Regions from separate parts of the Homo sapiens genome. Here regions 2, 3, 4, 5, 6 and 7 are each linked to region 1. Evidence: chromatin loops called from intact Hi-C (ENCODE). Cell type or tissue: PC-3. All regions are shown on one strand. Region 1 overlaps LINC00616 (long intergenic non-protein coding RNA 616). Region 2 has its middle 340 kb from the start of NOCT. Region 3 overlaps LOC105377448 (a long non-coding RNA gene). Region 4 has its middle 210 kb from the start of LINC00498. Region 5 has its middle 270 kb from the start of SLC7A11-AS1. Region 6 has its middle 260 kb from the start of LINC00498. Region 7 overlaps SLC7A11 (solute carrier family 7 member 11).

Region 1 (4,000 bases):
ACGCCTGTGATCCCAGGACTTTGGGAGGCTGAGGCGGGAGGATCACGAGGTCAGGAGATCAAGACCATCCTGGCTAACATGGTGAAACCCCGTCTCTACTAAAAATACAAAAAATTAGTTGGGCGTGGTGGCACGCGCCTATAGTCTCAGCTACTTGGGAGGCTGAGGCAGGAGAATCGCTTGAACCTAGGAGGCAGAGGTTGTGGTGACCTGAGATAGCGCCACTGCACTCCAGCCTGGGTGACAGAGCAAGACTCCATCTCAAAAAAAAAAAAGTAAACATTGATAAACCAGGAGTTAAAAAAAGCAAATTTCCTTGCAATAAAAGTATGATAAAATGTCACTAAAATACCATAAATTAAATTTGTATATTATTAATTATAGTTTTCAAGCTAGAATTAGTAAGAACACTGGTACCTATTTTTGAATCTTAATGAGATACCCAGCAAAGTGCCAAGGTTATTCTTTGGTAAATATGAACAAGATATGAAATATGAAAGCACCTGAATTTAAGATAAATAAACCTTAGAGGTCACTGGGTCGAGCCTCTTTAATTTGCACAGGAAGTTTAAACTGGGAAAGACATAGATATTTAAATATCCAGGCATTTAAATATTTAAATATCCAGGCATTTTCCCAGCACTGGTAATAAAGGCCAAACCCCTCAATGATGAATATATGTTGCAAGTCGTTTTGATCTGATAGCAAACATGCTGATTCATATTTTCTATTGACTAATCGACATGACATTGCATTACATACTAATCTAAAGGAAAGGCATTCTGAATCACCTCCTTTGTACAGGAGCAAATCTGGACTTGCAAGGAGATTTGCAAATATGAGCTAGTGCTAACACTGCTAAATCTAGTACCTAGGAAGTTAGGAATGAAGAGCAGACAGATCTTGTCCCTGCCTTGTTAACACTGAAATATCAAAGCAAGTCCTCAAGGATCTTACTTGCATTAAGGGCCTTTTGGTCTTGTGATGGGGAGGAAACTGAGGCAGAGCCTTCTGAACTGGAAATGGGAACTCAAAGTATGATGATTAGGGTCCCATGATAAAAGAGGGTTAAAACATCTTTAGTTCTTCAGAAATATGCTCTAGGGCTATAGGAAATGTTCCCACAGTTAGATGGAAGTGAGAGGGCACTATAAGGATCTAGAGGAAGGTAAAGTAAATAGCATTTATTTAGAACTTACTACATGTCAGACACTAAGCTAGATTGCTTGCATTAAAATATTTTCTCGACTCCTCGAAATTCTATGAAGTAGATATTTTTCTCTGAATGTGTGAGTTCCTTTGAGAAGACCACACATAGAATACATACGTTTATTAGTGGGTAGGAAAGATTTCTACTCCAACCCTAACGGAGCCCAAATCAGCTATGGTTATAGAATAGTGATAAAATGCACTTTCCAGAGCCAGACTAGCTGGGTCCAATGCTGGCAGGCCAGCTGAATGATAGAGAGAAGTCACTTCCTGTAAGCATTAGTTTTATCTGCTGTAAGACAGAACTGATAGAGTGTTTGTGGAAGTGAAACCAGGTAATGTGGGTGCAGATCTTAGCCCAGTGCCAGGCATCCAGTGAGATCTCAGCCCCCAGATCTTGCTTGTATTATACATCTTTCCAGCAGATGGAGCAATAAACCTATAAAAGCAGGGTTCTTGAGGGACCCAAAGGCCCAATCTCCTCAGAGGGACAATGGGAAATGTTACAACTTAGGGAAACACTGTTTCCTCTTGGAGAAAGCATTATGATGGCTCATAGCAAACAGTTTGGTTTGGAGCCAACTTCAGAAGACCCAGAAAACCAGTACAAGATCTGGGGACCTCAGAAATCTGTAAGAGGAACACTGATATATGGAAGGCCAGCAACCCTGACACTGGGGACCAAAATAGCCAGTGTTGAGTCAGCCGAGTAGGGCTGCCTGCAACATTTTCTCAGCTCATCACAAACTTCCCAATGTGGAGGAAACTGAACTCCTGAGGCAAGATGGGGGAATAATAATGATAACAGCTAGCACAAATGTTATCATCTCAGAATAGTGTCCTAAGTTAGAAGGAAACTGAGTGGTTAAGTAGCCTTCCCAAGGTCTCAAAGTTAAAAGTGATGAAGCTGAGAGTCTTACTCATTATGGGTTTCTATGGAGGTCCAGAGACACCATCTTAGCTCCCTGGTGCTCTCCTGTGTCCCAGTGAAAGAGTGTCTTAGTCTCCCCAGGGGTCATGGCTTTGAAAAGGAGAGTGTGACACGGAAGAGGAATCTTGTTTTTATAATTTTCTGTCTCAAGTTTCTTCAGGGTCCCTCTACAATAAAGGTACAGAAGATTATTCTCTATATACCCCAACCTCTTTGTCCTTCTCCAGCCTCACCCCAAAAGTGTTTTTGTTTGTTGTTTTTGTATAATTGTGCTTCAGAGTTATGTTTAGAAAGTTCTTCAATGGAAACAAAAAAACAAAAAAGATTTGTTGATGTTTGTATCATTGAGTTTCAGTGAAAGAAGCGGAAGCACTAAGAGATATATACATACATAATAATTTTTAACAGATAGTTGACTTCTCAGAATTGTGAGGCGGGCTTAGTAGTGTCTGTAAACGGTCGCCTTTATGTCTTGTCAGAGATGTTGGAACCAGAGCAATTCCATCTTGAATAGATGCTAGGTAAAATAAGGCTGAGACCTACTGTGCTGCGTTCCCAGGAGGTTAGGTATTCTTAGTTACAGGATGAGATAGGAGGTTGGCACAAGATACAGGTCATAAAGACCTTGCTGATGAAACAGTTTGCAGTAAAGAAGCTGGCCGAAACCCACCAAAACCAAGATGGTGATGAAAGTGACCTCTGGTCATCCTCACTGCTCATTATACTCTAATTATAATTCATTTGCTTACCAAAAGGCACTCCCACCAGTGCCATGACAGTTTACAAATGCCATGGCAATATCAGGAAGTTATCCTATATAGTCTAAAAACTGGAGAGACCCTCAATTCCGGGGTAAAAGGGTAAAGATTTTACCCCTTTCCTGGGAAAGCTCATCAATAATTCATCCCTCGTCTAGCATATAATCAATAAATAACTACAATTATACCAATCCAGCAGCCCATACCACTGCTCTGACTATGGAGTAGCCATTCTTTTATGCCTTTACTTTCTTAATAAACTTGCTTTCACTTTGCACTGTGAAATCGCCCTGAGTTCTTTCTTGCACGAGATCCGAGAACCTTCTCTGGGGGTCTGGATCAGGACCCCTTTCCTGTAAGAGTCTGATGCTGGAGCTCAAATTCTATAGGTCAGACAATCAGGATGGGAAAGTGGATGTGAAGTAAGACACAGAAAGAAAACACTGGAACCCACAAATACAAGCCTTTGAACCTGGTAGAATGGGTGTCTAAAAAAAGCTGGGACATTTATTCAACACACACACCTGCCTGGAAGTCAGAAAAACTAAATGCTTTCAAAGAAATGTGGAACAGTTGCAGGCCTGGCTGCTGCCTCACAACAATAAAGTGAACCAGCAAATAAGCAACAGTGTGTGAGAGTGAAAACGGCTGTTGCTGTACTTCTGCCCTCCAAATAATCCCAGAAGAATCTCTCATGTGGCCATCCTAACCAGAAACATACCAGAATGAGAATTCTGGGAAATGTAGTTCAGTCGAGCCAAAGTGACACAAGGCAAAGTGACCACAATCAGCCTCTTTTCGATTTGGCATACATCCACATTTCATTAAACCATACTTAACCTCCAAATAAAGGTAATAACAAAGTCAGGCCTCTGCCTACCAAACATACAATATCTTGAGGACAATCAAAAGGCAAGCTAACCTGGAAATACATGTCCAGAAAGGCAGTGTGAGGAGGTTTGTGGATCAGCTTCCCAGTCAAACAGCCATATTTGGTAAAAATTACTTTTTAAAAAATTAAGTCTTGAGACATTGTCCAAAGTACATACATTAAACATGAAGAAACATTTATTCAAGAAAATCTATTAAACTGTGGCAAGAA
Region 2 (4,000 bases), 640 kb after region 1:
AGATGCTAATGAGGAGTGACATCACCAAGATGCAGTAGCAGAGGGGCATGGTGAGAAACAAGAGGGCTTGGTGGGATATAATGGAAAAACTACGTTAATACCAGGGGACTAAATGTGCAAGGCAGCCCTGCTGTGTGGCAGTGCGACGGTCAAGCCCCACCAGAAACAAACAAACAAAAATCACCTCTCTGTTGGCATCGCAGGTACAATCTAGTCTTTCACTGCCCAGTATAGTCTCCACTGGGCCATAGGTAATTTTAACTTTAAATTAGTTTCAATTAAAATTTCATTTCCTCCATCGCACTGGCCACATTTCTAGTGCTAATAGCCACATTTGGTCACTGCCTGCCACACCGGACAGGGCAGTTACAGAACATCTCTATCATCACAGAACATTCTATTGGACTGTGCTGCTCTAGCATGTTCTGCTCTAAGACATGCTCTGACCTGTAGCTTCAATGGGTAGACATTCTTGAGCCAAAAGAAAGCCTTAAAAAGTCATGTGCAAGGGAGAAAGCTTCCATTACACACGGAACGGAGCAGCCTGCTGGGGACAGGAGAGACACAAGTAGTCTGGCAGCTTCCAAAATAAGCGCTGAGAACTCTTCACAAATGCAGCCCAAGAGGATACAGAGATGGGATCATCTCCTTCCAAAATCGACTGCTCCTCTCCCTCTGCCGGAGGGTTCAGCTGAGAGCAGCGAGTTGAGGAGCAATTCCTCATGTAAATTAAATGGAAAGGAAGGGCTATCCTGGCACTCAAGGATTTGGAAGCCAATAGCACCAACATGATTAAATAATTGAACTGTCTCACCTTGCCCAGTCAAGCTGGATTCCAACGAGGGTAATTAATCTTCATGTGCCTGTTATTCCCTGCCCTGCTCCTGTTCAAAGTCAAGTTTCTCAACCTGACTGTTTCTTGCAAGAGAAGAAAAGGGAGGAGGAAGCAAAATAGGAGGGCTTCCTCATAGAAGGGCATTAGTACCGAGAAATCTTCAAGTCTAGTCTTAGTGAAACTCCCCTAAAAAGGCAGCATTAATGCTGTAATTGTATGCAACGTTACATGCACATTTCAGAGAAACGAAAATATTTAGGGTTTATAGTTGTTCTTAAAGATTAGATATGGGCTGAGCACGCTGACTCATGCCTGTAATCCCAGCACTTTGGGAAGCTGAGGCCGGTGGATCACAAGGTCAGGAGTTCAAGACCAACCTGGCCAATATGGTGAAACCCCGTCTCTACTAAAATTAGTGGGGCATGGTGGCAGGCACCTGTAATCCCAGCTACTCGGGAGGCTGAAGCAGGAGAATCACTTGAACCTGGGAGGCAGAGGTTGCAGTAAGCCGAGATCATGCCACTGCACTCCAGCCTGGGTGACAAAGCAAGACTCCGTCTCAAAAAATAAATAAATAAATAAATAAATAAATAAATAAATAAATAATAGATTTTAGGACTTTCCTTCAAGAAACTCTCGGTCATTTTACTTCCACTACCCCCAGAAATAAAAGAGACAGTGACTGAGACAGGCAAGGAGGCCAAGTAAATGTCCCCAGCCTTACCTTAGTTCCCAAGTTAATCATTGCTCAAACGCAAAGCCCAGGTAGGGGAAGGAGGAGCTGGTCATAACATGTGTTTAAATTCATTAATTCACTCAACAAACATTAATTGAGTGCCTGCCATGCCAGGCACAGTTCTAGGAGCTTGATGTATCATCTCTGAACAAACAGACATGATCCCCGGACTGGCGGAAATCACATTCCTAACACTCATACTTGGGTCTTTCATTCAACCACACTTTATCCATTAATCATATGAGTCAATTTTAAAAATACAAAATTTTAGCATATATTTATTTTGCATCACTTTCTATAATATGATAGCTTGACTCCTATAAAAGTGTTTGTGAGGGTGCATTAAAAATAACTATAATCCCCAGGAACTTCCCAGAACTATGCACACTGTGAACCTGGTTTTACACCAAGAAGGAGAGAGCTTTCCAGCCAGGATCTATACACGTCCACCCAGCTCCACAAAATGATCAGCCAATAGCAAGGTGCAGCCAGCTGTTGGGCCTATCTCTGCTCTGAAAGAAGTAGATACAGGACAGTAGTTGTTTGACACAAAGACAAGGACAAGTGAGATGAGATGAGAGAAGCAAACAAAAAGTAAGAAAAATGAAAAATAATCTCACTGAATCATCCACCACCCCTAAGTATGTATTAATGGACCGATAAAGTATGCCCTGGAGAGTCTTAATACTACAATATTAAAACCCGTGTACCAAGAAAAGCAAAGACGGCACTTTATAACAAAGAGAGTTTGGGTTCTGTGTTGTTGGTTTTCTGGTTCTTGCTAATGTTCTGGTTTTTAGCTTTGCTCACTTAGATGTTATTTTCCTTTAAAGGGCTGCTAGCCACAGAGACCGTTTTCCAAACAAAGTGCAATGCTGCCCCCTGGTGGTCGAATAGTGTGAGAGCACCTGTAGAAATCGGGCATCTCTCCTAGTTCTGCCTAGATTTCGTTTTGCTATCTTTTCATCCTCTGGAGTGCAAATATTTCTCCCTTAAAGATTCTCAGCACAGAGATATTTTCTGGATCACCTGTTTCACACACTAATCAACAGAGCATTTTATCCTAAAATATGAACTGTGTGCTGATTACAAAACAAGCCGTGGTGGTGAGTTAATTTTGCTTATAAAAATTAAGCAATCTCCCTGGAGGAAGCCCAGAAATCAATCCTATTTCATATAACCTTTAGAATTCTGATTGGAATTCTCACTGGAAAGACATTTACTGAGAACTCAAGCTCAAGGAAATCAATGCCTGGGTCTAACAGACATTCCACTCCCAGACAAATGTATTTGATTTCAGATCATCCTTCAGTCTTTGTACTGGGAATAAACCTAAGACCAAAAGCTCTGAAAATAACAATGCAGGCGATACACCGCACTCTCAGAAGCCTCCTTCCCGAAATGCATGAAAACACAACAACTAGCTTAGAGAAAATTATATCAAATGAAAACACGTGGGGAGGGGTTGGCCGTAGAGCTAATCAGGACATAATTAGCTGAGAAGTCCAGGCATATGATCTAGTTTTCTGCAAACCATGATCCCTACCACCTGCATCAGGGTAACTTGGGAGTTTGTTAAAAAGGCAAATTTGGAGACTCCACCCAAATCTATTGAATTCAAAACTCTGGGGATAGGACCCAGAATTCTGCATTTTCCAGGCTCCTCGGGTAATGTGCACACTGAATTTTGAGAGCCATTGAGTAACACTTAATAAAATTTTAAATTTCCATTGAGAAGATTTCCTATTCAGAACTTCTCAAACATTATAAAGCTATAAAAAATAAACATATCAATTAATGCTTTTCCTTGATTTTCTCCAAAATTAAAAGGATATTTCTGATAATGGAAAGGCCCTGCCCAACCAATAAACAATGATCACAGCCAACCAAAATCAAGAGTATCACTTGTAATTGCTGATGATAATTTCTAATTGTACTTGTTACCGCAAAGCCATTCCTTTGAAAGCCCCATCAGTAAGTAGCATGAAGTGATTCATTAAACAGAAGCATCCACTAAATCAGAGGAGAAGACAGCCTTAAGATTACTACACAGATTTCTGCCCTCACAAGAACAACCTGACTAAAACAAGCAAAAGAGAGAAAGAGAGAAAAAGAGAGAGAGAAAGAAAGAAGAAAGAAAGAAACAAGGAAGGAAGGAAGGAAAGAAGGAAGAAAGAGAAAGAAAAGAAAAAGAAAAGAAAGAGAAAGAAAGAAAAGAAAGAAAGAAAAAGAAAGAAAGAAAGAAAGAAAGAAAGAAAGAAAGAAAGAAAAGAAAAGAAAAGAAAGAAAGCAACAAAAAAATGCAAGCAACTAACATTTCCCTGTTTTTCACCTCTTCTAAACTGCATGGCTGTTCTTGGTGCTGCCTCCTGCTCCCCTCCCTCTCCTGGACCATGATTCCTGCCTCTCTCTATCATCATTTTATAGCC
Region 3 (4,000 bases), 840 kb after region 1:
CTCTGTTTATGTTAGAGTCTAAATATGAGTGTGTGCCTCATCGTACACTGTCATCCCTTTTGCAAATGGCCACATGAGCCTGGACTAAATATGGGATGACTATTTAACATTATGGAAACTAGAAAAACACCACCAAACTCTGGAAAAGGAGAATATTTACAAAGTAAATGCCTCCTACTTGTGATAAACACAGTAATAAAAAAGCTATTAAAAATTATTGCACCACATTCTACTTTGAGAATCTTGGTTTGATTTCTTTGAAAAGCAGCAGAATTTGTCCCCATTTGAGGAATGAGGATGTGGTAGTTTTTATCCTTTTTTTTTTTTTTTTTTTTTTTGAAATTGTAAGGTTTCAAGGATTCTAGATAAATCTCTGCCTCTGGAAGGGTCAATCTGAAATAACCAGATTTCAGATTGTGACACCTACAAAATATGGAAATGAACATATTATCTCTGTGCCAGGCCCACAGCCAGGCCTGCATGCCACTCACTCATCCTGCAAGTAGTTGGAGAGCCCACTCTGTACCAGACACCATGCCAAGTGCTGGGCATACAAGAGTGAAAAAGACACACAAGCCACCTGCTCTCCTAGTGCAGTTCCAAGAAATCAGTTTGGAGAAATGGCTGTGAACCCCTAACAGTTGAAATTTCAAAGGAATTGTAACTCAGCATCAAATTAAGTTTTAGGTGTTTTGCTTTTGTTTTGTTTTTTTTCTCTAATCTCACATTTTGCACATCATAAATAATCATCATGTAAAGAGTTCACCAGTAAAGCACCAAAAGGTGCATCGTAGTCAAAAAACGTCAGCCCTTTTTGCTGCATGGCACTGCTAAGAAAAGGATCACTATTAAGAATAAATTGACTGGGCACGGTGGCTCACGCCTGTAATCTCAGCACTTTGGGAGACTGAGGCAGGCGGATCATATGAGGCCATGAGTTCGAGACCGGCCATGGCCAACATGGTGAAACCCTGTCTCTACTAAAAATACAAAAATTAGCTGGGCGTGGTGGTGCACATCTGTAATCCCAGCTACTCAGGAGGCTGAGACGGGAGAATCGCCGGAACCTGGGAGGTGGAGGTTGCAGTGAACCGAGATTGCACCACTGCACTCCAGCCTGGGCGACAGAGCGAGGCTCTGAAGAATAAATGGATATGTAGATGTAGGTTTGGTGCTAACTGTTTTCATACATAGATTCTGCTGCTAATTATATCATTTAGCAATTTTTTTTATGTTCTTTGATTTCCACTTCCCAGGTAACAGGGAAGGCTGTAGGAAGGGAAGAGTCAGGGGCAACAAACAAATGGATTTCTGTCCCACTGACATTTTATTCACTCAACATTTTGCTCCGTATTTAATAGGTAGATACATTTTAAGTGAAAGAAATTAGTCTCTGTTTTCCCCTTAACTTCTCTTCGAAAATGAATGAGATTTTTTGTAAACCTGTCTCTCTAATCTGCAGATTCTGTTTCAGTGGATCAATGAGAAAACATTTTGACAAGTCAAATGTTCATTTTTTAGGGGAAAAATAGCCCTCTCTATCTAGGCTGCCAAGACTGTGGCTTATGTGTTCTTAGGCCCTCAAGCTATCAATCTGCATTTCACTGCAGGCATTGCCCAGATGTCTTGGTCAGTGCACATTAAAGGCTTAGTTGCTGGCTTCTTAGGAAAGAGATTTAACATTAGCACATGTTCGATGTAAAGGAACATCCTTCTCCATTGAAAGAGAAATTTTATTTCTCTGGGAGAAAAAATTACAACGTGTAGTCACTAGGATGCATTATGAACCTGTTATTGCGTGTGGGATTTATGATCAAGGTCTCTTCTCTTCCGCAAGGATTCTTCAGCTAAGGGCGGAATTACAGATTTCAGCGCCCACAAAAATGTTTCACAGACCTTTGGCCCCATCTAGTGGCCATATCCTGTCAGGTCTCCCAAGCTTTTTCCTCTTAGAATTTGAAGAGAATGAGAGGCTCTGGCGGTGAAAGCTGAAGAGTTCATACTTTATACAGGCTTGACAGAAGACTACAGTTGGCCAGCAGAACTGTTGTGCCTCAGACCGGTGCTGGGCATATGACATTTCCTCATAGATTTCAGAGAGAGAGCTGCAATCGGATTCTGTGGCATTTAGAAAGGAGCTATTTTCAAACAAATCTGCAAAGTGCTAAGCTGTCTCTGCTTAGTCATTGGCTTGAAGCATACTCTGAAATGCACAAATTGCCTGTGTGTGTGTACACATGCAGGCACATGTGTGTGCATGCGTGTGTAGGTGTGCATGTGCGTGGAGGGCGTTGTAGTATGAAAATGTGCAGGGTTTGTGTGAACTCTGCAGTGCCAACTGGCATCAGGAAGGGACATATGGAAAATCACATTCCACATGGCCTCTAAATTTAGCTAAGCTGTCAATATCCTACACTAGCGGGGCCTTCTTTCTCCATGCTCTGGTTTAAAGGCTTAAAAACGGAAGCCAAGTTTAGCCCATTTGAAAGCTCAGGCGGTTAATGGTGCTGTCCGGAGGGACGTCAAACAGCAGCTTACACTATCCGCGGCGTGCAATCAAGATCCCACCCGCCTCACAGAAGCAGCGGCTCGGAGTCAGTCCCCTCTCTCTTCCACCCTACACCTGCCAACAGGCACGGAAACAAAGTGGTCAGAGGCAAGGGGGATCTGGGCCTTAAAGTTCCCTCTTTTGTTCTGCTAAGAGTAAAGGTCAACAGAAGTTAGGCATAGATGGAAATCCAGATTCCCTTAGACCCAGCAATTCTGTCTTCATGGAGGGAGGAAGTGCTGGAGATCGGGCTTCGGCAGCACTATGACAATGGCTATGAACATCTGTCTTAAGATGCTCTCAAGAGCAGACGAGTGGCCGAGGGGGGTCACAAGTTGACGTGGAGAACTCCTCCACTCACTTCAACCCTAGCGGATCATAAATCTAGTCATCATTGCTCTACTTTTCCCCTGCCCTATTTATTCTTATTGCCCTATTTTTTAAATTATTTTAAAATTATTTTTACATATCAGTAGGGAATTTAAAAGTAAAATGTGGGTAGGACAGAAATTCACTTTTTTGATTCCCTAGTCTGTTTAATCCCCAAGCAGAATGTATGCCTTACCCTCAAAAAGATATGTTTCCTCATTAACCCCCTTCCTGTAAAATAGGGCTATTAATAGTATCTACCCCATTGGGCTACTGTGAGAATTAAATGTGTTAATACATGTAAAACACATATAACAGTGCCTAAGCTCTCACTCAATAAATGTCAGCTATAGGTACTAAAATAATTCTAGCAAGTCAAATGAGCAGAGACAGAAACTAGATTATTTGCTCTTCAAAAATTCTTTTTACAGGTTTCATGACTATGTTTGCTTTCAAGAAATGCAGGTCTCCCTTCCAAGACCTGTAACTCTTTAAGGAGGAGATGACATTAAGAGATCCTCCATGGGACTCTACAGCCACCAAATTCCATCCACAACTCAGGAGACAAAGAGAATTTGAATGGGAAGATGTGGACTCTTACTGCCAACAGGCGCCTGGGGATGCCTCCTTGATGATCACACTAAAAGTCCTCCAGGACCCTTCAGAGAAGAGGCCCTCACTGTCAGCAGCTGTGATCACCTGTACTGGAACCTCTGAAAACCCTCAGGAGGCATTATAGATGTATGCTTCAAGTTTGGGGGCAGTCTTGGAATTTTAATTCTATGAAACTATCTGAACAGTCCACTCAGGAGAATGATTGACATACCACGGGTGGGAAAAAATTGCTTTATTATTCATCCTTACTGGGAAGATAAGTAATTTCAGCCTGACAAAACAAAAATGAGAAGAGGCAGAGAGAGTAAGCAAGTGAGATACAGAGACAGAAAAGCAGGTGAATGTATAGAGAGATGATAGATAGATACATAGAGGATAGATAGAAACAGAGACAGGTAAGTAGATAGGTAATTGGTAGATAGATATAGATACATACACAGATACGTGGATAGTTAGATACATAGATTA
Region 4 (4,000 bases), 490 kb after region 1:
TTTCCATCGTATGACCATGCTTTGTGTGACTTTGTTATGGAGAAATGATACATTCAATTAGAAAATATATATACTTTGCCTTCCATCTACTGCAAGAGTGATCAAAATTGTTACCTTTGAGGAACAAGTTTTCAAAGGCAGGTTTGCTGTCATATACAAGACATAGTGGAGAATCATAATTAAGTCATGTAATATCACTGATTAAACAAATGTATATCATGGAGACTAAAAGAAACATATTATATGATAGCCATTTCTGTAATTACAGCTACTTAAGAGGCTGAGGCCCAGGATTACTTGTGCCCAAAAATTTGAGGTTGCAGTGAGCTATAATTGTGCGACTGCACTCCAACCTGGGTGACGGAGTGAGACCCTGTCTCTAAAAAAAAAGAAAAAGTGCTGCTGGGGTGAGGGTGACAGACAAGATACCTGACTAGACACAGCCAGGAAGTCTTGCTCCAACCAAAAGAATCCAAATTATCAAATAAACCACCATATTTTAGCAGATCTTTGGAGAGAAAATGCCAAGAGTGGATGGAGAGGCAATGGTGAAGCTGAGGCTGAAGTCGGAGGAAGCTGTGAACCCTGCATGGGGTACCTGAACACCAGGGCAAGTTTCTGGCCCAGAATGGCTTCTGGGAAAGGGGTGAGTGAGGGAACTGGGGGACTGCTCACTTTTACCGTGGACCTCTGGGATCCTAGCTATAAGGGGACCCCACATCCCCCATGGATGTATGAGCTGGCAGGGGAAATCTCCCTGGGGTACAGGCAGAAATAGGTCTTCAGACAGTGTGGGGCCTGGGAGCTTTTGTGCATTGGGCAGCTCCAGCAGAGAGTGGCCATAGACACCCATCACCCAGGGCTCCTCATCCCCCTCCAGTAGGCACATGACCTAACTGTCCTCCAAGCCAGGAGAGAGTGGAGCCAGCTTCGCTGGGGGACTGGGACATCTGCTCGGTGACGTCTTCTGCCTGGCAGCTCCTCCCAGGGCCCATGCCTAGCTGCCCTGTAGAAGTGAGTGCACAGCACAGCCCCTAAAGCCCAGCCTGAGTGCAGTGCTGCACCTGAGTACTTTCCCAGTGACCCAGGAGCACAATGGATCCCCTAGTGCAGCTAGAACCTGACTGCGAGCCACAAGGCATCCTGGTGCCCCAGGACTGTGGTGCACAGCTTGGAAGTATGAAGCCAAGATCTGTGGCCAGCACTAGAGCTGTGGAGGAGGCTGCACCCTCAGACCACTGAGAGGGGAGAGATGTGCAGGTTCTCAGGCCAGGGCAGAGTAGGGTGTGTGTCCTCCATAGGGCCAGTTTAGAAAGGTTATGGCATATCTCCCTGCTGCAGCTTCTACCTGACAGGGCCCCACAGCCCAGGAGACCTAACAAAAGAAGTGCACATGCAGTGCAAGTCTTCAGAGGGAGATCCACCAAGGCCCAGGAGTGGATCTGACGAGGGACCATCTCTCCCTCCACCACAACAACAACAGAGCATCACTGCAAAGACAAGGAAATACAAAAGAGCCCCATGGCTGGGTATTAACCTAGCTACCAGCCATTACACTTAACTGCCATCTACTGGATCACAGTCCAAACTACAACAACAAAAATTATCCTGCTAATACATACACCTGTGAAACCAAGTTCAAGAATTCACCCACACATAAAGATACTGTACAGAGCCCTGGCCCTCTAAAAGCATTCATAAATGAAGCCAACTGACTATACTCAACTTTCACCACAATTAAAAGAACACCAACCCCACCCCCCCGACCACCAGATGAGAAGAAAAGAGTTCTGGCAATTCAAAAAGCCAAAATGTCCCCTTACTTCCAAATAAGTACACTAGCTCCCCAGCAATAGTTCTTAACCAGTCTAAAATGACTAGAATGATTGACATAAAGTTCAGATTCGATGGCAAGGAAGCCCATCAAAATTCAGGAGACAGTTAAAACCCAATCCAAGGAATCCAGTAAAATGATCCAAGAGCTGAAAGAAAAAAAACTTTTAGTTTACTTTGGTTCTTTCTTAAAATAGCTATTTTTGAGGTTTGAAAACCTCACTGCAAGAATTTCATAATACAATTAAAAGTATTACCAGTGGAATAGACCAAGCTGAGGTAAGAATCCCAGAGCCTGAAGACTGGTTCTTTAAATCAATTCAGTCAGATGAAAATAAAGAAAAAAGAATTTTTTAAAAATGAATAAAACCTCTGAGAAATATGGGATTACGTAAAGAGAACAAATCTACAATTCATTAGCATTCCTGAGAGAGAAGAAAGAATAAGCAACTTGGAAACTATATTTGAGGATATAGTCCATGAAAACTTCCTTAATCTCACTAGGCACATTGACAGGCAAATCCAAGAAATGCAGAGAACCCCAGCTAGATACTATACAAGATGGCCAGCCCTAAGGCACGTGTTCACAAGATTCACCAAGGTCAATACAAAAGAAAAAAGCTTAAAGGCATCTAGACAGAAGGGTCAAGTCACATAAAGAGATAACCTCATCAGGCTAGCAGCAGACATCTAAGCAGAACTTGTATAAGTCAGAAGAGATTGAGGGCCTATTTTCAGCATCCTTAAAGGAAAGAAATTCCAATCAAGAATTTCTCCTAAACTTCATAAGTGAAGGAGAAGTAAAATCCTTCTCAGATGAGCAAATTCAGAGGGAATACATTTTACCTAGACCAGCCTTACAAAAAGATCCTTAAGGGATTGCTAAATATGGAATCAAAAGAATGACACTTGTTACCACAAAAACACGCTTAAGCACATAGCTCACAGGCAGTATAAAGCACCTATACAATCAAGTCTATATAACAACCAGCTAACAATGCAATGACCTGATCAAAATCACACATATCACTACTAACCATGAATGTAAATGGATTAAACAAACCACTTAAAAGTCACAGAGCGGCAAACTGCATAAAAAGACAAGACCCAACAATCTGTTGTCTTTAAGACACCCATCTCCCATGCAGTGACACCTACAGGCTCAAAGTAAAAGGATGGAAAAAGAGCTACCATGCAAACAAACAAAAAAAAAAAAGAGCAGGAGTCGCTATTCTTATATCAGATAAAACAGTCATTAAACCAATAAAAATTAAGAAAAGCAATGAAGGACATCACATAATGATAAAGGGTACAATCCAACAAGAAACTTAACTATTCTAAATATATACACACCCAACACTGGGGCACCCAGTTCATAAAACAATTTCTTCCTAACCTATGAAAAGACTTAGACAAGCACACAATAATAGTGGGATACTTCAACACCCAATTGACAACATTAGACAGATCATCAAGCCAGAAAACTAACCAAAAGACCCTGGACTTAAACTTGACACTTGAGCAACTGGACCTAAGAGAAATCTACAGAACACTCCATTCAACAACCACAGAAAATTCATTCTTCTCATCTGCACATGGGATCCAGATAAAGCATGTTAACAGGAAAGTTTATAGCCCTAAACACTGGTATCAAGAAGTAAGTTAGAAAGATTTCAAATTAACTATCAACATTTTGTCCTAAAGTAACTAGGAAAAAAATGAACAAACAAATCCCAAAGCTAGCAGAAGAAAACAAACAACTAAAATTAGAGAGGAGCTTAATGAAATTAAGATGCAAAAATCCATACAAAAGATCAGTGAAACCAAGAGTTGGTTTCTTGAAAAAATAAACAAGATCAATAAACTGCTAGCCAGATTAACAAATAAAAAAGAGAAGATACAAATAAGTACTCTCAAAAATTACAAAGATGACATTACCACTCATCCTACAGAAATACAAAATATACAAAAGATCTTCAGAGAATACTATGAACAACTCTGTGCACACATATTAGAAAATATAGAGGAAATGGATAAATCCAGGAAACACACAATATCTCAAGATTTAATCAGGAAGAGATTAAAACTCTGAATAGACCAATATTGAACTCTGCAATTGAATCAGTAGTAAAAAACCTACCAACTAAAAAAAAGCCCTGGACCAGAT
Region 5 (4,000 bases), 220 kb before region 1:
TCTTAACGTTATAAAAGACTATTTTAAACAAAAAACAATTAACAAAAAAATCTACTTTTTTTTTTTTTTAAGACAGAGTCTTGCTCTGTTGCCCAGGCTGGAGTTCAGTGGTGCCATCTCGGCCTCCCGGGTTCAAGTGATTCTCCTGCCTCAGCCTCCCAAGTAGTTGGGATTACAGGTGCTGCCACCACGCCCAGCTAATTTTTTGTATTTTTATTGGGGACGGGGTTTCACCATGTTGGCCAGGCTGGTCTCAAACTCCTGACTTCAGATGATTCGCCCACCTCGGCCTCCCAAAGTGCAAAAATCTGCATTTTTACTCCATTCTCCCCCATTTTGAATTTTGGATGTCAGAATTTATATCTTTTAATGTTGTCTATTCTTAATAAGTTATTATAGTTATTAGTTTTAAGTTTTGTCTTATCTTCATATGTGTAAATATAGTGTATGAGTGAAATATATATACTATATATATATACCATATATAAACTATATATATAGTTTACATGCCATGATTGTAATATTAAAAAATTCTGAATTTATCTGTGTACTGACTTTTACCAGCGATCTTCATACTTTCAGCTGCTTTTGTGTTATAGGTTAGCATCCATTTGTTTCAGGTTGAAGAACTCCCTTTAGAATTTCTTGTAAGACAGGTTGGGTGGTGATGAATTCCATTAGCTTTGTTTGTCTGGGGAAGTCTTTACTTCTCCTTCATGTTTGAGGAATAGCTTTGCTGGGTACAGTATTCTTGATTAGGAGGTTTTGTTTGTTTGTTTACTTGTTTGTTTGTTTTTTCTTCAGCACTTTGAAAATACCATCTTACTTCCTCCTGTCCTCTAAGGTATCTGCTGAGAAGTCTGCTTCCAAGAATATTCAAACTTCCTTTTATGTTATTTGATTATTTTCTTTTGCTAGTATTAGGATCTACTCATCGTCTGTGACTTTTGAGAGTTTGATTATTTTATGCTTTGAAGTAGGGTTATTTGGGTTGAATCTGACTGGTGATCTTTGACCTATCTATACCTGGATATTTATTTCTCCACATTTGGAAAGTTTCCTGCTTGTTATTTCTTTGAATATTCCTTCTACCCCTTTGTCATCCTCACTTATTCTTGAATACCAGTGACTAGTACATTTTCTCTTTAGATGTTGTCCCATAGATATCTTAAGATTTAATTCCTCTTTATTATTTTTTTCTTTTTCCTCTTCTGTGTTTTCAAATAGGCTGTCTTTGCATTCATGGATTCTTCTGCTTGATCAATTCTGCTGTTGATGTTCTCTGTTGCATTTTTCAGTTTGTTCAATGTATCTTTCAGCTATTTGATGTCTATTTGATTTTTTAATAATTTCAATTACTTTTTTAAATTTTTAAAGTTCTGAATTATTTCTGTGTTTTCTTGGAGTTTATTGACTTTCCTTTAAACGGCTATTTTGAATTCCTAGTCTGAGTGTTCACATATTTCCACTTCTTTATGGTCATTGGTATCCTGTTTTGTCCATTTGATGAGGTCATATTTTCCTGATTGCTCTTGACGCTTATGGATATATATCAATGTCTATGGATTTAAAAATTTAAAAACTATTTGTTCCAGTCTTTGCTATAGGCTTTGTGTCCAACTTTTTATTATATTCTGTCTAGACATACTGTGCTGATTGATACAGTGTTTCTTAGTTTGAGATTACTGCCTTTTCTTCAGCACTAGATGGAGCCCTAAACCCAGGTTTGCTGCAAGTCTACTGTGGGCTCTGAGGTTGGCATAGCATTTAACTTGGATAGGCCTAGAGGAGACCCAAGAAAGTTACCTGAGCTATGTGGAAACACCAGCTAGGGAATCATGCCTACACAACCCATAGACCATTCTTCCTGAAACATGGCATTGCTCAACAGCCTCTCTGATTTTGTGTTTCCTCTGGTGAGAATGGAGAGCAGCCATACTGACATTCTGGCTACTGCTAGCCCCATCCCCATTCTTTGTCTCTAGCTGGTCTCAAGTGCTTTAGCGCTGCAGGCACTCACTACAGGCACTCCTGTAGGTCAAGGCAAAAGAGAGTTTCCTGTGAAGAGACCCAGGATAGTGAGGAAGCTGAGTGTATTTTAGTTTTTAATACATAGCTATCTTAACTAAACATGTGTATAAAAATAATTTATTTTCATTAGAAATAATTTTATTTTTACCCTAACATGTTTTTCTTTACATTGATGTAATATAAATTCCTATCCTTTGAATTGATGGTGATACAAATGAAATGGGCTTTTTGAAAACTAGTGAATGCATGGTTATCTGTTAAGAGCTGAGGCATAGAGTAAAAGCCCAGTGAAAACTGAAAAATATGTAAGTCATCATGAAGATGATTTAGAAACTAAAAAATATTAGTTTGCTAGATCTGTGCCAAAACAGTGGTTTTAAAAAACAAAAATTTAATGCCTTACAGTTCTAAAGACTAACGCCTAAAATTGAGGTATCAGCAGGGCCATAACTGCTCTGTGACTGAAAAGAATACTTCCTTACCTCTAGCTTCTGGTTTATCAGCAATCTTTAGAGTTTATCCGCTTGTAGATAGATGTATCACTCCAATCGCATGGCTATTTTTTCTCTGTGTCTTCATATCATCTTTTCCCTGTGCATTTTTGCCTCTGGGTCCGAATTTTCTCTTTGTATAAGGACAATAGTCATATTGGATTAAAAGCCACCTTAGTGACCTCATCTTAACTTGGTTAAATCTGCAATGACACTGTTTCCAAATAAGGTCACATACTCAGGTTCTGGGGTTTAGGGCTTCAGCATATCATTTGAAAGGAATACAATTCAATTAATAAGAGTGGTAAATAGGACTTTCTCATGCTTTTCCCTCAGCAAAATCATGAAGTAAAGGAAACTGATTCTTGGATTATACCAAATCTTTTTATTGTGCTCATTTTTGTTGGTGAGTCTGATCCCTTCTCTCTCCTTCTCATTAGGAACGCTGAGCTCAGTGCCCATGCATGTACTCTTCCCTCTTACTCCTCTCTCATCATAATCAAACTGCTCATTGGTCTTATATTCACCCTCCATCATAAATTATAGCTTCAGGGAGTATGTACATGTGGGGTGAAATGGATCCTTAAAGAAACAGAGTATATAGAGCATAGCAGAAAGCATATCCTGTTTATAGAGGCTTTTCCAAAATAGTTTATTCCTAATTTTCTTCAATGCTCATGCTAATAGCTATGATTCATTTTTAGACTCAGACTCAGAATAAATATAGCATTCTAATTATTTTTAAGGAAAATGTATTTTTCCTTAATAATAAATAAATTGTGCTACTTTTATCTGTTTGAAGTAATTAAAACGAGGATTTTGATGTTTTAATCTACAAAATTATACTGCAGGCACAAAATCAGAAATATTGAGTTAAAAGAAGAACGGACAAATTATACCAACTTTCAGTTACATTGTAGTAAATTCCTTTTGGCAACCTGTATACATGTATACAACAGATAGACCTAACTGAGTTTTTAAAGAACAATTTCAATATATTCCTAAAGCCATTTTCAAGGATTTCTGTGATTGAGGGAAAATAAAAATAAGAGAAGTTAATTAAAATGATTGAATTTTGTCAGTTTTAGCAAGGTAAGCTATATCCCATCAAAGACAGGGTGGATGCAATATAAAGAAAATAAATCAAATATGAAGATATTAAATTATTTAACAATAATTTACATAGTTTTGAATTAATAAGACTAGGCAAGCTTAGTGAATAAAGAAATGTGCATATATTTACTTAAAAACAACACATTTAAAATATGCTTCTAGTAAGTCTGACTTTTTTAAGGGTACACAATACAGTTGACATCAATCTAAAGCACTGGCATTCGATTTCTTATTATTTTGCATTACTAAATATCAAGTGTATAAATAATTATCATGCATAAATATAGGCTGGTTGTTCAAAATAACTTTCCACAGTGTTTCATCTATTTTGTATCCAGCTAAAATTTAACCCTATCTTCAGAGGG
Region 6 (4,000 bases), 540 kb after region 1:
TCTACACCAAAGCAAGCATAGTATTCACATGTTTTAATCCAACTACTACCAGATTACCCACCAGAATACAGTACTAGGCTACACTCCAATCAGCACAGACACAGTCTCTATATTGTTTTCATTATAATATTTGCCTATAGTTATGTTCTTAGGATTTTTAATTTATAAAAGGCTCTCAAGTCAATATCAAGAAAAACTAACCCAAATACCTAAACAATTTTAAAGTCATTAAAAACATTGATCGGTCTAAGATAGAGTCAGGGGCCAAATGTAATCTCAGAGCCATATGTTCACTTATGTGTACAACTGATTAAAGATGTATTGGTAAAAATCTTATATCTCAACATTTCCAAATATTTTCTTCATGAAGATACACTCAGTGACACTCACATTTGGGACTACTAAGATTATTTGCCTGTGATACGTAATCTGTGCATAGAAGCTGTGAAATCACCTCTTTACCTCCCACTGACCCTTACCAATAGTGTATTAGAACACTAGCTTTGAGAACCAATGTTACGTATTTCAGTACGTAAATACACTATGCGTGTCATCCTATGTAAGGAAATCTTCCAAATTACTAAAGCTTATTCCTTTAAGTGTCCAAATTTTATTTTAATTCTAATTATATTTCCACAAAAGCATAGCCAGGTATAGAAACAAGTGCTTTAAGATATTTTTCCTTTACCAACCACCCTATCCCAAACTTCTATTTTTTATGGCTCCCTGGATAAAGATTTTGTTTTCTAAAGTTTGTTGTCTGAAATCTATGACATATAGGACTTTTTATATACAACAAATACCTATATTATGGGTTACTACGGAGTCTGCAATCACTGGAAATATATACCTTGTTCATTCAAGGTACTACAGACTATGGATGTGAGAAAAAAAAAAGGCAGAGATCCAGCAATACAAATACTAAGGTATTCCTCTTCCCCCAAAATATTTTGGCATATGATAGATCATGATGATGACAGAAAGTATAATAGGAGTATGAACGCTTAGTAAATATCTTTTTCTTTGAGACAAAACTGGAGCATGAGAGATTATGTTTGCTCCACATGCCATCTATCATGAGGTCGATAAACTCTCTTAAGAGTCTATGAGCCAGACTAGCCTATGTCTTCTCTATGCTACTCAGAACCTTAAAGGGCTATAACAACTATGTCAACAAGATGGTCCAGGTATGAAAAAATAAGTATAATCAGAATATTTGGCAATAGCAGAAAAGACAAAAAATTTGCTCCTGATTGGTGACCCTAAAAAAAAATTAACTCGTTTTTATATTGCCAAGTAATGAGTACCACAAACATCTTCAATACATGCTTGTCCCCCTCACCTCAGTTACATACGATTAACCTCCAGTTCATTTTTCATAGTTTGTTTTCCTTTTGGCTAGCCTAAATCATGATGCTGCTTTTGAATAGAAGAAACTTGAGTGGGTGTGAATGTAGTCAATACTAGGTCTTTTTGGGGAACAATCTGGCTTCACCCTCACCTTCCTTCCCTAGAAAACCAAAACAAATATCTAGCATAACAATTATTACCAGCAGTATCCCAGACCTCAAAGCTGAGGCTGAGAAAATTTCTAGGGCCACAGAAAAGTAAAAAACTCCAAGCAGGTGGTAACACAATTGGACTTCTGTATCTGCAACACCCCTGTCTCCAATCTGCCAGGCACTATACGTGGAAAAATACCCCTGGATTCAACAGTTTCTACACATGGCAAAGTGAGATCAAGGTGGGCAGCCAGTTTCCTCACCATCTTGAGTTCCCTTGCAGGGAAACCTTTTCTACCTCAACCCACAGAAACATTGTGAGTGCCTATAGAAAGAAAAACCCCTGAAGGCAGCTAAAGACAAAGTGGGGAGACAGGACTAGCAACCCTAGCCTGTTAAATTCTACTCTTTATCTCAGCTAAAGACCATGCCAAATCAGAGTGGTTATTCAGCAGCACCATGCTGTAGGCGGTAGGCTCCACAGGTCTTCTAAGCATGAACCCTGACTCAGATTTTCAACATTGTTGGGGTGTCTCCTTTAAGACCTCCTCCCCAATTTGAGACAAACAGTGCTCCAAATCTTTGCAAGAGCTGAACGAAGCTGGGTTTATGGCACCATCTAGTGATGAAAAGGAGGCAGTTATCTAAGTAAACGTACCTTAGGAAGACCAAAGAAGCCAGAGAGTAAAGCATGGAATAAATAACCAATCCTTCAGTGCAAAGCCATAGACATACATCCACAAGAAACAATAGTAAACAGGGAACCATAACATCCCCAAGTGGAAAAAATAAGGAGTCAGTGATCAACTCTAATGAAATGGTGATACGTGAGCCCTCAACTCAAGAATTCAAAATAGAAGGTCTAAGATCACTCTAAGATAACACTGAAAAATCATTTCAGAGATTTATAAGAAAAATTTAACAAATAGATTAAAATAATTTTTTTAAAATCAAACAGAAATCCTGGAACTAAAAAATATATTTGCTGAACTGAAAAATGAATTAGAGGCTCTCAATAGCAGACTAGATGAAACAGAAGAAAGAATCAGTGAGCACAAAGAGAGCCTTCAAGAGAGTTTGAATTTCTCCTCAGAAAATGAGATTTTCTTTTCTGTGGCATTGTCAGGCTGCAAATTTTCCAAACTTTTATGCTGTGTTTCCCTTTTAAAGCTGAATGCCTTTAACAGCACCCAAGTCACTTCTTGAATGCTTTGCTGCTTAGAAATTTCTTCTGCCAGATACCCTAAATCACCTCTCTCAAGTTCAAAGCTTCACAAATCTCTAGGGCAGGAGTAAAATGCCACCAGTATCTTTGCTAAAATGTAACAAGAGTCACCTTTGCCCCAGTTCCCAACAAATTCCTCATCTCCATCTGAGACTACTTCACCCTGGATTTCATTGTCCATATCATTATCAGCATTTTGGTCAAAGCTATTCAACAAATCTCTGTGGAGTTCCAAACATTTTTCCCATGTTCCTGTCTTCTTCTGAGCTGTTCCAACCTCTGTCTGTTACCCAGTTCCAAAGTCACCTCCACATTTTCGGGTATCTTTTCAGCAGTGTCCACTCTACTGGTACCAATTCACTATATTAGTCTGTTCTCACACTGCTGATAGAGACATACCTGTGACTGAGCCATTTACAAAAGAAAGAGGTTTAATGGACTCACAGTTCCACATAGCTGGGGAGGCCTCACAATCATGGTGGCCACATGGTGGCAGACAAGAGAAGAGAGCTTGTGCATGGAAACTCCCCTTTACAAAACCATTAGATCTCGTGCGACTTATTCACTATCATGAGACCAGCACAGGAAAGACTAGCCACCATTATTCAATTACCTCCCACTGGGTCCCTCCCACAACATGTGGGAATTATAGGAGCTACAATTCAAGATGAGATTTGGGTGGGGACACAGCCAAACCATATCAGGAAGGTCATAGATTACCATACAGATTCAGTAAAAATAAGACCACCCCAAGGTATATAATAATCAAACTCTCAAAGGTCAAAGACAAAGAGAATACTAAAAGCAGCAAGAGAAAAGAAGCAAATAACATAAAAAGGAGCTCTGATTTATCTGGCAACAGACTTCTTATGTAGACTTGGAAAAAGTAGAATGGCATATTCAAACTGCTGAAGAAAAAAAAACTGCCAACAGAAAATACCATACCCAGAAAAAAAAGCTTTTCTTCAAAATGAAGACAAGAGAAACTCTTTCTCAAACTAAATTTGAGAGAATTCCTCACCAGCAGATTCATCTTACAAGAAATGCTAAAGAGAATTCTTCAACCTGAAAAAAAAAAGAATGCTAATGTGCAAAAAGAAAACATTTGAAAATGTAGAGTTTGCTGGTAAAAGTCAGTATACAGTCAAATTTAGAATAATCTAATACAGTAATTGTTGTGTGTAATCCACTCACATCTCTAGTATGAAAACTAAAAGACAAATCTACCAAAAATAATAAAAACTACACCAATTTGTTAAGAGATAGCCAATAT
Region 7 (4,000 bases), 150 kb after region 1:
CCACCTGGCAAAACTGAGGAAATTCAAAAGACTGTCGAGGTCTCCAGAGAAGAGCATTATCATTGTCAAAGGGTGCTGAGGGGGGAAAGGGAAGCAAGCTTGGTGAATTCAGTGAAAACACAGATGATTAACAACAAAAACCTCACTATGCATTACGACCTTTTTCAAATAATTATTTATACCGATAAATTATCATCATAGTTAAAACTTGGATTTGACTAATCTCTTTTCTATATTCTGTTGTCATAATCCATTTACACACCAGTAACAGTATGAGAGTGATATGGCCATTATACTTTATTCAAGTGGAATTCTATATGAATGTTGTGTTGTGTTTTTAGTTCCTTTTGCATTTGAGAGAAGATAGTATGTCTTCAAAGAGTAAAAGAAAGGTTACTCAATGACTCAAAATTGAAAGACTCAAAGATTGAGATGATTAGTAAATAACCGATAATGAACAGTAAAAGAGGCCCAATTGGAAGATTTACAGAAAGCTCTGCAAATGCTCTCCGGTGAGCTCTTGGCTATCCACACCCAGGAAACACAGACACTCATAGGTGATTCTGTTGGCTCTTGATTGCAAAACATTGACCTTTTTTCCTCCACATTTACTCTCCTGGTGTGCTTGCCGTGTGTGACCCTCAAGACCACGGAGAAGAATGAAGCGCAGAGATCAGCTTAGCAAGTCTCTGCAGCTGCACATGCCAAGGACAGCATGACTGATAGCAGAGGCTTAAAATGAAAGCCCTCTTCACGGAATAATACATTCTGTTCCCACAAGTGACGTTAACATCCAGATTCTGCACAGAGAGTACACATACTTTAAAAAGAAATTTCAAGGAAACGTTCTGAAACAAATTAAATGCATGAAAAAAAAATGTTCAGTGCATTCTGTGGTGCTCCTGACAACAGACTCCAGTTGAGAGAAATGTTACAAAATCATCAGTAAAAATGAATATAACATTGCCAATGGGTATTTGAGGACTTTTACACCTCATACAGTCTTTTGTAGCTCACATTTCACACTTTGCTCTGCAGAAAGAATTTTACAACTCAAATTTACCTCGTGGTGCTTTTATTTTTATCCTGCAGGATAAAAGACACTTGCTCTCAAATGTCTCAAATGAATCATGGCACTGTCTAGGATTTTATCAATTGTTTCAATAATTTTGTGTGCATTTCATTATAAGGTGCCTAGATGATACATCTGGGTACTTTTTGGACTGTAGCTTTTTGCTCTACTTTCCTTAAGTCATTGGGACTTAATACTCTACATTCTTTTCTGTGAGGTGCTATGTCAATGAGAGGAGCCAAGCCAATCATTTTCCTTAGACCTTACACATTTCTGCAAAGATGAAAGTGAGGTGATGATGATTTTTGCCCCAAAGCATCAAAAAAAATAGGCATCAGAAACATGGAGTAAAGGGAAGAGATGGAAGATATCCTGCCTCCCAAACTCCACCATGACATACATTAGCAATGAATGAGAAAGTAAAATACTATCTAATGTCTGGTTGGAATTCCTTTTTGCTAACCTATTATTCAAGGTTATATCTAGATATACTTGTTAATATGCATTACCAAAACAATAACAGCTGGTAGAGGAGTGTGCTTGCGGACATGAATCATGGAGAGGATTTCTGGAAGGTGACCCTCTCGAGACGCAACATAGAATAACCTGATGGGAGAGAAATGTGGGTGGAGTTGACTGTATGATTGATCATTTCAAAGGGAAAATCCAAAAATCCCAGAGAAAACGTGCATCTTTTCATACCAAATGGTCAGGTATTCCTTAGGTGATTGCCTAAGTTCACTTTTCAAATAAGGTGGAGAAATATCATAGGAAATCTAAATTTGGATTTTACAAAATCTGCCAACATTATATTATTCTTTGAAGAGAAAGAATAGCAATATCTGACTCAGCATAGCTCTCTCTACATATAAATAGCTGATGGGAAATCTAGTTCTAGATTCCTAGTATTATATGTGTGTTGTCAATCCAATTCAACAAACACACACACATGCACATCCACAGGTACACACACCTATATGTAGCATTCACATTTATCTGATTGGCTTTTAATCGTATATTAAAACAAAAAGACTATTGCATCAAACTAAACAAAGGAAATACTGATGGTAGGGGTGGTGATTTCTGATGTCTCTTACTTTACTTTTTTCTTGGCATCTTCAGAGAAACAGAAAATTATATCACCAGAAATAAAATGCCATTGTTAGACTGTGGAAATACTATTTTTAAAAAAGCCACATGTCCGTCTTCCAAATAAGCTATTAATAGGCAAGCAGTGCCCTCTAATGGACAGAATAAAACGTGCTGTTGATACTTGGACCAATATTTCAATCTTGCATGTCCCTTTAAAAACAACAGGTTTGGAGGCACTATTTCTTTTCTTTTTAAAGTTATCCTTATCACATCCAATCTCAAAAACAGAAATGTGTTTCTGGAAATACATGAACTCACTCACCTGGAGACAGCAAACACACCACCGTTCATGGAGCCAAAGCAGGAGAGGGCAACAAAGATCGGAACTGCTAATGAGAAATTTCCCAGTAGCCGCTCAGAAAAGGTCTAGTGAAAGAAAGAACGAAGCAAATTAATGCCTTGCCAGAAAGTGGAATAAAATGAAACAATTTAGGCCAAACTTGCTCTATGACTTTCTATTAGCCTGGTGATACTTGTATGTTTTATAATTTCTCTCTTTGGTTAGGGTCAGACTAACTCCGTAGACAATAATCAAAAGCAAGGACCATGGCATTGCTTGTTGCAAAACTATAGTCAAAGATCTAAACAAGCACCTTCTCTCTACTTTCAAAAAGCAATGATCCATTTATCGAATCTTTATCAACTATGATGTGTATTGTCTCTGACTCTGACAAGTGATAAAAGCTCAAATCAGAAGTTCTACTGGAGATAGAAATCTTTCTGTATAATACGTTCTCTTTAGCCTGGAAAACCAAATTTTATATTGAAATACACTGAGAAGTATTACAGATATGTGTTTCATATGCCAATCCCATTCTTAGGAGGTAAATAAAATAATTGATGACTTAATAATTTATAGCATATACATGAGTAGCTCTGAAAATCTTTTTCCCAGAAAATCACACTAGCTAAATCTCTGTTTATAAAGTCCCTCCCTCCCCCTCATGTATGTGTCAATTTCTTTTGTGGTTTCCTATAAAAAGGCTAGAACACAAATATAAGTCCGATAAGCCACAGAAACTTAAAAGATAAACACAACTTCTAAAATGTTCTTTTATGCCATGATATGTGCGATATTGCAAATTTCCATGAAGGATGTATTTTCCAAAAAAAGAAAATGTGTTGGATTCATTAGTTGTCCTTGATGCAGCTGGTGCTATGCAATTAATGGGCCACATTATGCCCAAAGAATAAGTGCTGCCCTTTGTCTCAAAAGATGAGATGACTGACCTGACTTCAATAAGCTTTGTATATTTGATTGTCTGGTGGGACTTAGAGCAGTGGTCGAAGTCTTTTTCAATGTAGTGAACTCATACACAGGTTCAAATGAAATGAGATAATTTATTCCCTGTAGATGCTGCTGATATGAGGTAATACTAACTATTTTAAAAGGAACTGACATCAAGTAATGGGAACTTAACTTTTCACCATTCATTGTTATGAGGTCAAGAGTGAATGGTCTCTTACTAGCTAAGTTTTATGCAAAATAAAAGTGTATCACAGAATAACAGTCTTATAACATGATCTTTGGGGACAAAGATGGTCCTAGTGTCAAATAAATTTTGGAAAATGCTATAAAATTATGTGTATCCACTTCTTAGGGAGTTCAAATGCATGTTGGTATCTTTAATATTCTGAGAAGTATTATAACAACATCGGTTTAACTTTGAATAACCCAGTATTTCCTAAATTTATTAATATCGCAGGACTAGTATTCAAAAGGATATACTAGGAAAACCAAATTTATATGGTCCACATCAAAATTCTTAAGTGACA

The links. Peaks named below come from ENCODE experiments on the same cell type or tissue, not always from the same donor. Only the 100,000 strongest peaks of a DNase experiment are listed, where the experiment ranks them.
Region 2: a loop joins it to region 1, with 12 times the contacts of the local background. A loop is called at or near these places in 75 of 110 quality-filtered maps.
Region 3: a loop joins it to region 1, with 8 times the contacts of the local background. A loop is called at or near these places in 56 of 110 quality-filtered maps.
Region 4: it touches region 1 in a loop (21-fold over the local background); 10 of 110 quality-filtered maps call a loop at or near these places.
Region 5: a loop joins it to region 1, with 11 times the contacts of the local background. A loop is called at or near these places in 12 of 110 quality-filtered maps.
Region 6: a loop joins it to region 1, with 9 times the contacts of the local background. A loop is called at or near these places in 14 of 110 quality-filtered maps.
Region 7: it touches region 1 in a loop (6-fold over the local background); 68 of 110 quality-filtered maps call a loop at or near these places.

What each region holds. Positions count from the first base shown.
Region 1 is chr4:138,034,308-138,038,307 of GRCh38, forward strand. All of the region lies in intron 8 of LINC00616 (long intergenic non-protein coding RNA 616), which reads right to left. All of the region lies in intron 3 of LOC105377447 (a long non-coding RNA gene), which reads left to right. Among named protein-coding and RNA genes, the nearest start is that of SLC7A11-AS1, 53 kb to the right of the region's middle. In PC-3, a CTCF peak has its summit at 1,626 (motif pointing right); DNase peaks (open chromatin) are centred at 754 and 1,664; H3K27ac peaks cover 1,487 bases.
Region 2 is chr4:138,678,741-138,682,740 of GRCh38, forward strand. No RefSeq gene overlaps it. Among named protein-coding and RNA genes, the nearest start is that of NOCT, 340 kb to the right of the region's middle. In PC-3, a CTCF peak has its summit at 2,451 (motif pointing left); DNase peaks (open chromatin) are centred at 1,731 and 2,441; H3K4me3 peaks cover 461 bases; H3K27ac peaks cover 667 bases.
Region 3 is chr4:138,869,315-138,873,314 of GRCh38, forward strand. All of the region lies in intron 2 of LOC105377448 (a long non-coding RNA gene), which reads right to left. Among named protein-coding and RNA genes, the nearest start is that of NOCT, 140 kb to the right of the region's middle. In PC-3, a CTCF peak has its summit at 1,918 (motif pointing left); a DNase peak (open chromatin) is centred at 1,917.
Region 4 is chr4:138,521,053-138,525,052 of GRCh38, forward strand. No RefSeq gene overlaps it. Among named protein-coding and RNA genes, the nearest start is that of LINC00498, 210 kb to the left of the region's middle. In PC-3, CTCF peaks have their summits at 1,570 (motif pointing left) and 2,971 (motif pointing left); no DNase peak of the experiment used is centred here.
Region 5 is chr4:137,818,333-137,822,332 of GRCh38, forward strand. No RefSeq gene overlaps it. Among named protein-coding and RNA genes, the nearest start is that of SLC7A11-AS1, 270 kb to the right of the region's middle. RefSeq lists a silencer at 1,612-1,661. In PC-3, a CTCF peak has its summit at 1,707 (motif pointing right); a DNase peak (open chromatin) is centred at 1,729.
Region 6 is chr4:138,574,810-138,578,809 of GRCh38, forward strand. No RefSeq gene overlaps it. Among named protein-coding and RNA genes, the nearest start is that of LINC00498, 260 kb to the left of the region's middle. In PC-3, CTCF peaks have their summits at 2,119 (motif pointing left) and 3,218 (motif pointing right); no DNase peak of the experiment used is centred here.
Region 7 is chr4:138,180,716-138,184,715 of GRCh38, forward strand. It overlaps SLC7A11 (solute carrier family 7 member 11), which reads right to left. Exons shown (of 12, transcript NM_014331.4): 8 at 2,487-2,590; 9 at 1,582-1,678; 10 at 1-75. Among named protein-coding and RNA genes, the nearest start is that of LINC00616, 52 kb to the left of the region's middle. In PC-3, a CTCF peak has its summit at 2,323 (motif pointing left); no DNase peak of the experiment used is centred here.